Linked DNA regions of Homo sapiens: region 1 is linked to region 2. A link is an interaction called in ENCODE POLR2A ChIA-PET data of the cell type or tissue named here. Cell type or tissue: PC-9. All regions are shown on one strand. Region 1 overlaps CLIP1 (CAP-Gly domain containing linker protein 1). Region 2 overlaps VPS33A (VPS33A core subunit of CORVET and HOPS complexes).

What was found. Peaks named below come from ENCODE experiments on the same cell type or tissue, not always from the same donor. Only the 100,000 strongest peaks of a DNase experiment are listed, where the experiment ranks them.
Region 1: POLR2A ChIA-PET joins it to region 2 with 5 read pairs; 2 of 35 experiments call an interaction of 5 or more read pairs at or near these places.

Annotation. Positions count from the first base shown.
Region 1 is chr12:122,412,949-122,416,948 of GRCh38, reverse strand. All of the region lies in intron 1 of CLIP1 (CAP-Gly domain containing linker protein 1), which reads left to right. Among named protein-coding and RNA genes, the nearest start is that of CLIP1, 7.7 kb to the left of the region's middle. RefSeq lists enhancers at 594-713, 754-813. In PC-9, no CTCF peak of the experiment used is centred here; no DNase peak of the experiment used is centred here; H3K27ac peaks cover 1,585 bases.
Region 2 is chr12:122,238,516-122,242,515 of GRCh38, reverse strand. It overlaps VPS33A (VPS33A core subunit of CORVET and HOPS complexes), which reads left to right. Exons shown (of 13, transcript NM_022916.6): 8 at 8-134; 9 at 2,571-2,638; 10 at 3,792-3,929. Among named protein-coding and RNA genes, the nearest start is that of DIABLO, 14 kb to the right of the region's middle. In PC-9, no CTCF peak of the experiment used is centred here; no DNase peak of the experiment used is centred here.

The sequences.
Region 1 (4,000 bases), 170 kb before region 2:
TGTGATCCACCACACCTGGGCACCATGTTATTGTTATAATTATTTTTTGAGATGGAGTGTCGCTCTTGTTGCCCAGGCTGGAGTGCAATGGCGTGATCTCTGCTTACTGCAACCTCTGCCTCCTGGGTTCAAGCAATTCTTCTGCCTCAGCCTCCCAAGTAGCTGGGATTACAGGCATACACCACCACACCCGGCTAGTTTTATATTTTTAGTAGAGATGGGGTTTCACTGCGTTTGTCAGGCTGCTCTTGAACTCCTGACCTCAGGTGATCTACCCACTGCAGCTTCCCAAAGTGCTGGGATTACAGGTGTGAGCCACTGCTCTCGGCCACCATGTTATTTTTAATTAATTTTTTGAGAAGGGGTCTTGTTATATCGCCCAAGCTAGACTCAAATTCCTGAGCTTAAGTGATCCTCTCATCTCAACCTCCCCAGTAGCTGGGACTGTAGGCTTGTACTACTGTGCTGACTATGTCATGTTATTAATGATTTTGATGAAGATAAAGATATGGGGGAAAATGAGGCTCAAAGAATTTCCCTAATTTGCCTAAAAGTCCACACAGCTAGTGAATAGAAATTGAGCCCAGTTTAGGTTATTTTAAGTAATGTACAGAATACCTTGGCAATGGCACAAAGGCCAGCCCAGTACTTGATGTTCAGATGTGCTATTGAGTGTATACTTTCCTATTTCTATCCATCTGTTCAGGACTGTTCAGGACTTTTTTTTTCTATCACCCAGGCTGGAGAGCAGTGGCGCTATCTTGGCTCACTGCAACCTCTGCCTCCCGGGTTCAAGCGATTCTCTGCCTCAGCCTCCTGAGTAGCTGGGATTACAGGCGCCTGCCACCACGCCCAGATAGTTTTTGTGTTTTTAGTAGAGACAGGGTTTCACCATCTTGGCCAGGCTGGTCTTGAACTCCTGACCTCATGATGCACCCACCTCAGCCTCCCACAGTGCTGGGATTACAGGCATGAGCCACCGTGCCAGGCCCAGGATCTTGCTTAACTTTGGGAGGCCTGATAACTTGATATTGGTGTATATAGCTTTTTCCTGGAATTGCGCACCTTGTAACAAAGCCGTCCTTTTTAGTCTTAAAGTTTTATAGTTCAAAATCTATGGGTTTTTTTTTGAGATGGAGTCTCCCTCTGTCACTCAAGCTGGAGTGCAGTGGCACGATCTTAGCTCACTGCAACCTCTGCCTCCCGGGTTCAAGCAATTCTCCTGCCTCAGCCTCTTGAGTAGCTGGGATTACAGGCACACTCCACCACGCACGGCTGATTTTTGCATTTTTAGTAGAAACAGTGTTTCACCATTTTGGCCAGGTTGGTCTCAAACTCCTGACCTCAGGTGATCCACCCGCCTTGGCCTCCCAAAGTGGTGGGATTACAGGCGTGAGCCACTGTGCCTAGCCAAAATCTATGTTTAATAGAAAACTTTAGATAACACTTTTTTTTTTTTTTTTTTTTGAGATGGAGTCTCACTCTGTCGCCCAGGCTGGAGTGCAGTGGCGCCATCTCGGCTCACTGCAAGCTCCGCCTCCCAGGTTCACGGCATTCTCCTGCCTCAGCCTCCCGAGTAGCTGGGACTACAGGCGCCCGCCACCACACCCGGCTAATTTTTTTGTATTTTTAGTAGAGATGGGGTTTCACTGTGTTGGCCAGGATGGTCTTGATCTCCTGACCTCGTGATCCGCCCGCCTCTGCCTCCCAAAGTGCTGGGATTACAGGCGTGAGCCACTGCGCCCAGCCACTTTTCAATCTTAATTGGAAAGCAGTGTCAGTCGTCAGTATTTGCCAAGATACGAGTTTTTAGATAGCTGTTTAGGGAGGCTTTAAACTATTAACAGCGTCTTATGTTTTTTTAAAAAATTATTTATTATTATTATTTTTTGAGACAGAGTCTCACTCCGTCGCCGAGGCTGGAGTGTACTGGTGTAATCTTGACTCACTGCAGCCTCCACCTCCTGGGTTCAGAGGATTCTCATGCCTCAGCCTCCTGAGTAGCTGGGATTATAGGCATGCGCCACCATGCCCAGCTAATTTTTTTTTAGCATTTTTAATATACATAATGTGTTTCCCATATAGGCGGAACTCAAAGAATCCGTATGCTTTAAGTTGGCATTTGAGTTACAATGCACTCTTAAGGGAAACCATAATGACCGATGGTACTGTACAAGAATTTTGGGCTGGGCGTGGTGGCTCATGCCTGTAAATCCCAGCACTTTGGGAGGCCGAGGCGGGTGCATCACAAGGTCAAGAGATCAAGACCATCCTGGCCAACATGGTGAAACCCCGTCTCTTCTAAAAATACAAAAAATTAACCAGGCATGGTGGCAGGTGCCTGTAATCCCACCTACTTGGGAGACTGAGGCAGGAGAATCACTTGAACCTTTGAGGTGGAGGTTGCAGTGAGCTGAGATTGCGCCATTGCACTCCAGCCTGGGCAAAAAGATAGAAACTCCGTCTCAAAAAAGAAACAACAAAACAAAACAGATATTTGGCCAGGTGCAGTGGCTCATGTCTATAATCCCAGCACTTTGGGAGAGTAAGGCAGGAGGATCGCTTGAGTCCAGGAGTTTGAGATCAGCCTGGGCAACACATTGAGACTTCCGTCTCTACAAAAACTTAAAAAAACTAGCTGAATATGATGATACATGCCTGTAGTCCCACCTACTTGGGAGGCTGAGGCAGGAGGATCTCTTAAACCCAAGAAATCTGATCCCAGGAGGCTACAGTGAGCTGTGTTCACGCCACTGCACTCCAAGCTGGACAACAGAGTGAGACCCTGTCTCAAAAAAAACAAACAAACAAAAAACAAACCCCCAAAACCAAAGTACACATATTAAAGTGTACAATTCAATCAAAATTAAAAAATAAAAACAATTTCAAGGAAGAGTGACCTCTTCAGGTTTCAATCAAGGGAACAGAGGGAGACTTTTTTTGTTGCTTGTAGTTTGTCAGAGTGTAATTAGCCAACCTTGAATTTGGCTAGGACATCTGGGGTAATATCCTGGCCCTGGCACCAAGTACCAAGGAATCTTGGCCACAATGAGTAAAGAGCTTTTTTTTTTTTTCTTTTAATCTCCATATGGCACTTCCAGAAGGACATATTCCACTAGCACTAACTCAATGGGTGGGTCTACTTTTTAATTGTCTATTTATTGTGGTTCAGCAACAAAATCTTAAAAGTATGCTTTCAAAATCTCTCAAAAGAGGAAGTAGTCATATTACAGAATCCCTATTGGGAACCCTCCTTGGTGTCTCTTACCCTGGGGAAGTTTATTCTCATCCACCTCTTTGCAGGAATGCTAATGAGACTACAGGCAGACATTTTGCTGCCCTAATGTTTTCTATAAGCGTAAGCTCTAAAATACTTCCGACTTGAATTAAGCAGTTTGGTGTTTGTTTGCTCCTTTGCTTACTTATGTCTAAGTATGATTTGGATAGATCCCAGTTTAACTCTGCCCCTTTTTAACACTTAAAATTGCCGAGTCCTTGATTTATAATATCTTCTCCGAAGTTAAGGCCCAGAAGATCCAGATGTTCAGGGTGTGCAAATCATCCAAAACTTGGGTTTGATGTATAAAGGGAGGCAATATAATAAGTCTTTTTCCCCCCGATTCTAAAAATCCCTTCTTTTACTCAAGTATTGTAGTGAAATATTTGGCATATTCTCCCCCTCTTCTCAGGAAAGATAAGAGTCAGTAGGGATGTTTTCCTGAAAATCTTTTAATCAAGGCCTTTGACCTCTTGCCTCCTCTCTCTTCCTGATTTACCCCATATAATGACTTTTTATTAGAGACATTATGTTCTAATACCTTAAAGCAGGAAGGGACCTATTTAGACTTTTCCTTTCTAGACCGTAAATAAACTTTATAAGCAGGGTGATTTTTTTTATAGCCTAAGTGAAAGAAAACTTATTGCCTGGGTTTCTGAAAAGTGGGTGTCTTTATTACATGAAACCATGTGACTAGTTTCTGTTGAAAGGGATACGTAGCTT
Region 2 (4,000 bases):
ATTTCAGGAAAGACACAATGCTAAGACCGTGGGGGAGATCAAGCAGTTTGTTTCCCAGTTGCCCCACATGCAGGCAGCAAGGGGCTCGCTTGCAAACCATACCTCAATTGCAGAATTGATCAAAGATGTCACTAGTGAGTATCCTTTGTAATGATTGTTTCAGTCTGGGGCTACTTGCACATACAACGTTTGACACCTAGGTCATCAACACCACAATGCCTCTTCGGGAGAGTCAGCTCTGTCTTAATACCACGTGTTCTTCTCAGTGTTAATGAAGTATACATATGTTAATAGTTAAGGATATTCCAGGCGGGGCATGGTGGCTCATGCCTGTAATCCCAGCACTTCGGGAGGCCAAGACGGGCAGATCACTTGAGGTCAGGAGTTTGAGACCAGCCTGGCCAACATGATGAAACCCCATGTCTACTACAAATACAAAAATTAGCCAGGCACAGTGGTATGCATCTGTAGTCCCAGCTACCTGGGAGGCTGAGGCAGGAGAATTGCTTGAACCTGGAAGGCGGAGGTTGCAGTGAGCCGACATCACGCCACTGCACTCCAGCCTGGGTGACAGAGTGAGACTCCATCTCGAAAAACAAAACAAAAAGAATGTTCCATTTGTTGGCCAGGCATGATGGCTCACATCTGTAACCCCAGCACTTCGGGAGGCTGAGGCAGGCAGATCACTTGAGTCCAGGAATTGAAGACCAGCCTGGGCAACATGGCGAAACCCTGTCTCTACTAAAAATACAAAAATTAGCTGGGCATGGTGGCACATGCCTGTAGTTACAGCTACTCAGGAGGTTGAGGCATGAGAATCACATGAACCCTGGAGGCAAAGGTTACAGTGAGCTGAAATCACGCCACTGCACTCCAGCCTGGTTGAGCGAGACTCCATTAAAAAAAAAAAAGACTGGGCGAGGTGGCTCATGTCTGTAATCCCACCACTTTGGGAGGCCGAGGCAGGTGGATCGCCTGAGGTCAGGCATTCGAGACCAGCCTGGCCAACATAGTGGAACACCATCTGTACTAAAAATACAAAAATTAGCCAGGTGTGGTGGCGGGCACCTGTAATCCCAGCTACTCAGGAGACTGAGGCAGGAGAATTGCTTGAACCGGGAGGCAGAGGTTGCAGTGAGCCAAGATTGCACCACTGCACTCCGGCCTGGGCGACAGAGCAGGACTCCATCTCGAAATAACGAAAGAAAGAAAAAGAGAAAGAGAGGAAGGGTCCATTTTTTAACTCAAATTTTTTCATTATCATTTATATGAAAAATATTTGGAATGTAGATAAGAGAAAAAAATTATCCATAAGTTTGCCATCATAATCTGAGATGGTTAATTTTTTTAGTCTAGCTTTTTTTCTTTTTTTTTTTTTTTTGAGACGGAGTTTCACTCTTGTTGCCCAGGCTGCAGTGCAATGGCACAATCTTGGCTCACCGCAACCTCTGCCTCCCGGGTTCAAGTGATTCTCCTGCCTCAGCCTCCCAAGTAGCTGGGATTACAGGTACTTGCCACCACGCCTGGCTTATTTTCTATTTTTACTAGAGATGGTGTTTCACCATGTTGGTCAGGCTGGTCTCAAACTCCCAACCTCAGGTGATCCGCCTGCCTTGGCTCCCAAAGTGCTGGGATTACAGGCATGAGCCACCGCGGCCAGCAGCTTTTTTCCTTTTTTGAAGGATTACTTATTGGCGCATGTTCTTCCCTTGAATATTCTGTGCAGAATTGGTACAAAGAGTATATGTTGAGTATTTTGAAAGAGCTCAGAAGACATCTATTAAAGCAGACATGAGTTTGTTTGTTTGTTACAACACAGGGCTGTAAAAGCTGAGTAGGAGATTGTTTTATGAAGTATACTTCGAATCTTAAGTAAATCACAGTTATCGGAAAATCAGTCCTTTGTTTCCCTGTTCATAGGAGTGGAAACCAGTTGAAATTGGGTTGAACCTAATGATGAAAATGAAATGTTCTTGAGAAATTAGCTTTCATTCATACTGACGCTCATTCTGGGGTCTGTACTGAAATCCTAAGGATACAAAAGAGTGCACTTGTCGACTGTATCTAGTGTAACTTAGGAGTGCAGAGGCCTAGCGTTTTCCATGTTTCCTAAAAGATTTTCTTCAGGTGATGACTTGAACTTATTGCTTGCTTGCTTTTTTGCATGATGTCTGGTTTCTTTTCTTTTGAGACAGAGTCTCGCTCTGTTGCCCAGGCTGGAGAGCAATGGTGTGATCTTGGCTCACTGTAACCTCCGCCTCCCCGCCTCAAGTGATTCTTGTGCCTTAGCCTCCCGAGTAGCTGGGACTACGGGTGTGTGCCACCATACCCAGCTAATTTTTGTGTTTTTGGTAGAGATGGGGTTTGGCCATGTTGGTCAGGCTGGTCTTGAACTCCTGGCCTGAAGTGATCCACCCACCTCGGCCCCCTACAGTGCTGAGATTACAGGTGTGAGCCACCGTGCCCAGCCACATGTCTAGTTTCTGAATCGTGCTCTGTGTATAAAAGCATGCCACTCAAGTAAATTAACATTTAATTTCTAAGTTGCAAATTTGCTAATTTCATTTTAGCTTCTGAAGACTTTTTTGATAAATTAACCGTGGAACAGGAGTTTATGTCTGGAATAGACACTGATAAGGTATGTGGACAAAAAAACCTCTTTAACAAGTAATTGAAAGCTTATTAAACCTCAGATTATAGCCAGAAAACCAATTGCTTTGATTCCCATGCCTTGCCTTTTTTTTTTTTTTTTTTTTTTTTTTTTTTGAGACGGAGTCTCACTGTGTGTCACCCAGCTTGCTCTGTTGCCCAGGCTGGAGTGCAGTGGCGCCATCTCTGCTCACTGCAAGCTCCGCCTCCCGGGTTGACGCCATTCTGCCTCAGCCTCCCGAGTAGCTGGGACTACAGGCGCTCACCACCACACCTGGCTAATTTTTTGTATTTTTAATAGAGACGGGGTTTCACCATGTTAGCCAGGATGGTCTCGATCTCCGACCTTGTGATCCGCCCACCTTGGCCTCCCAAACTGTTGGGATTACAGGCGTGAGTCACTGCGCCCGGCCACTTAAATATTTTTAAGAGCAAATGCAAAATGTGCAAGTGTAGATTTTATCAAGTAACAGATATTTAACATTATTCTGTGCAAGACACTTTCTGCCATACATGGCAACATGAGACCTGGCCCCTAAAATCAAATCTTTTTAAGACTGTATTAGATAAGGTATTTGCTCTTTTGAAAGAGTTTCTTATATAACTCCTTTAAATAGCTCTATTAACAAATTTTAAATTATTCACTTTATGAAAATTCCTAACATAAAACAATTACTGATACTTTTTGCTAGATTAGTTGTTGATACTATTGAAATGGAGTAGACATCTGGTAGCCTCTCAGAAGCGTGTCCTTAGAGACAGACGTGTCCAGACAGGCATATGGAGTGACCAATTGTATTCTCAGCGGCCTTGGGCTCCAGTGACTTGGCCTGATCACTGGGGGGTGTGTGTGTGTGTGTGTGTGTGTGTATGTATGTATGTGTGTGTGGGGTGTGTGTGTGTGTGTGGTGGCCAGGGTGTGTGTGTGGCTGGGGCTAGCAGAGCTATTTCGGGGAAGGGTTAGGGACTGTGGAAAAATAACTCATTTTCCCACGTATCTCCTTTATTGGACTTTGAAAAATAATAATAAACATCAAGTTAAGTTCCTAAACCATGTATTGTGTGTGTGTGTGTGTGTGTGTGTGTGTGTGTGTGTATGTATATGTAAATGTATATGTATATGTATGCTACTTTATTTCCAGGTCAACAATTACATTGAGGATTGTATCGCCCAAAAGCACTCGTTGATCAAGGTGTTAAGACTAGTTTGCCTCCAATCCGTGTGTAATAGTGGGCTCAAACAAAAAGTTTTGGATTATTACAAAAGAGAGATTCTCCAGGTGAGTATATTTTTAAATTATTAATTTGCCAAGGGGGACAGCATCTTTTTAAAAAATACTTCATGGGCCGG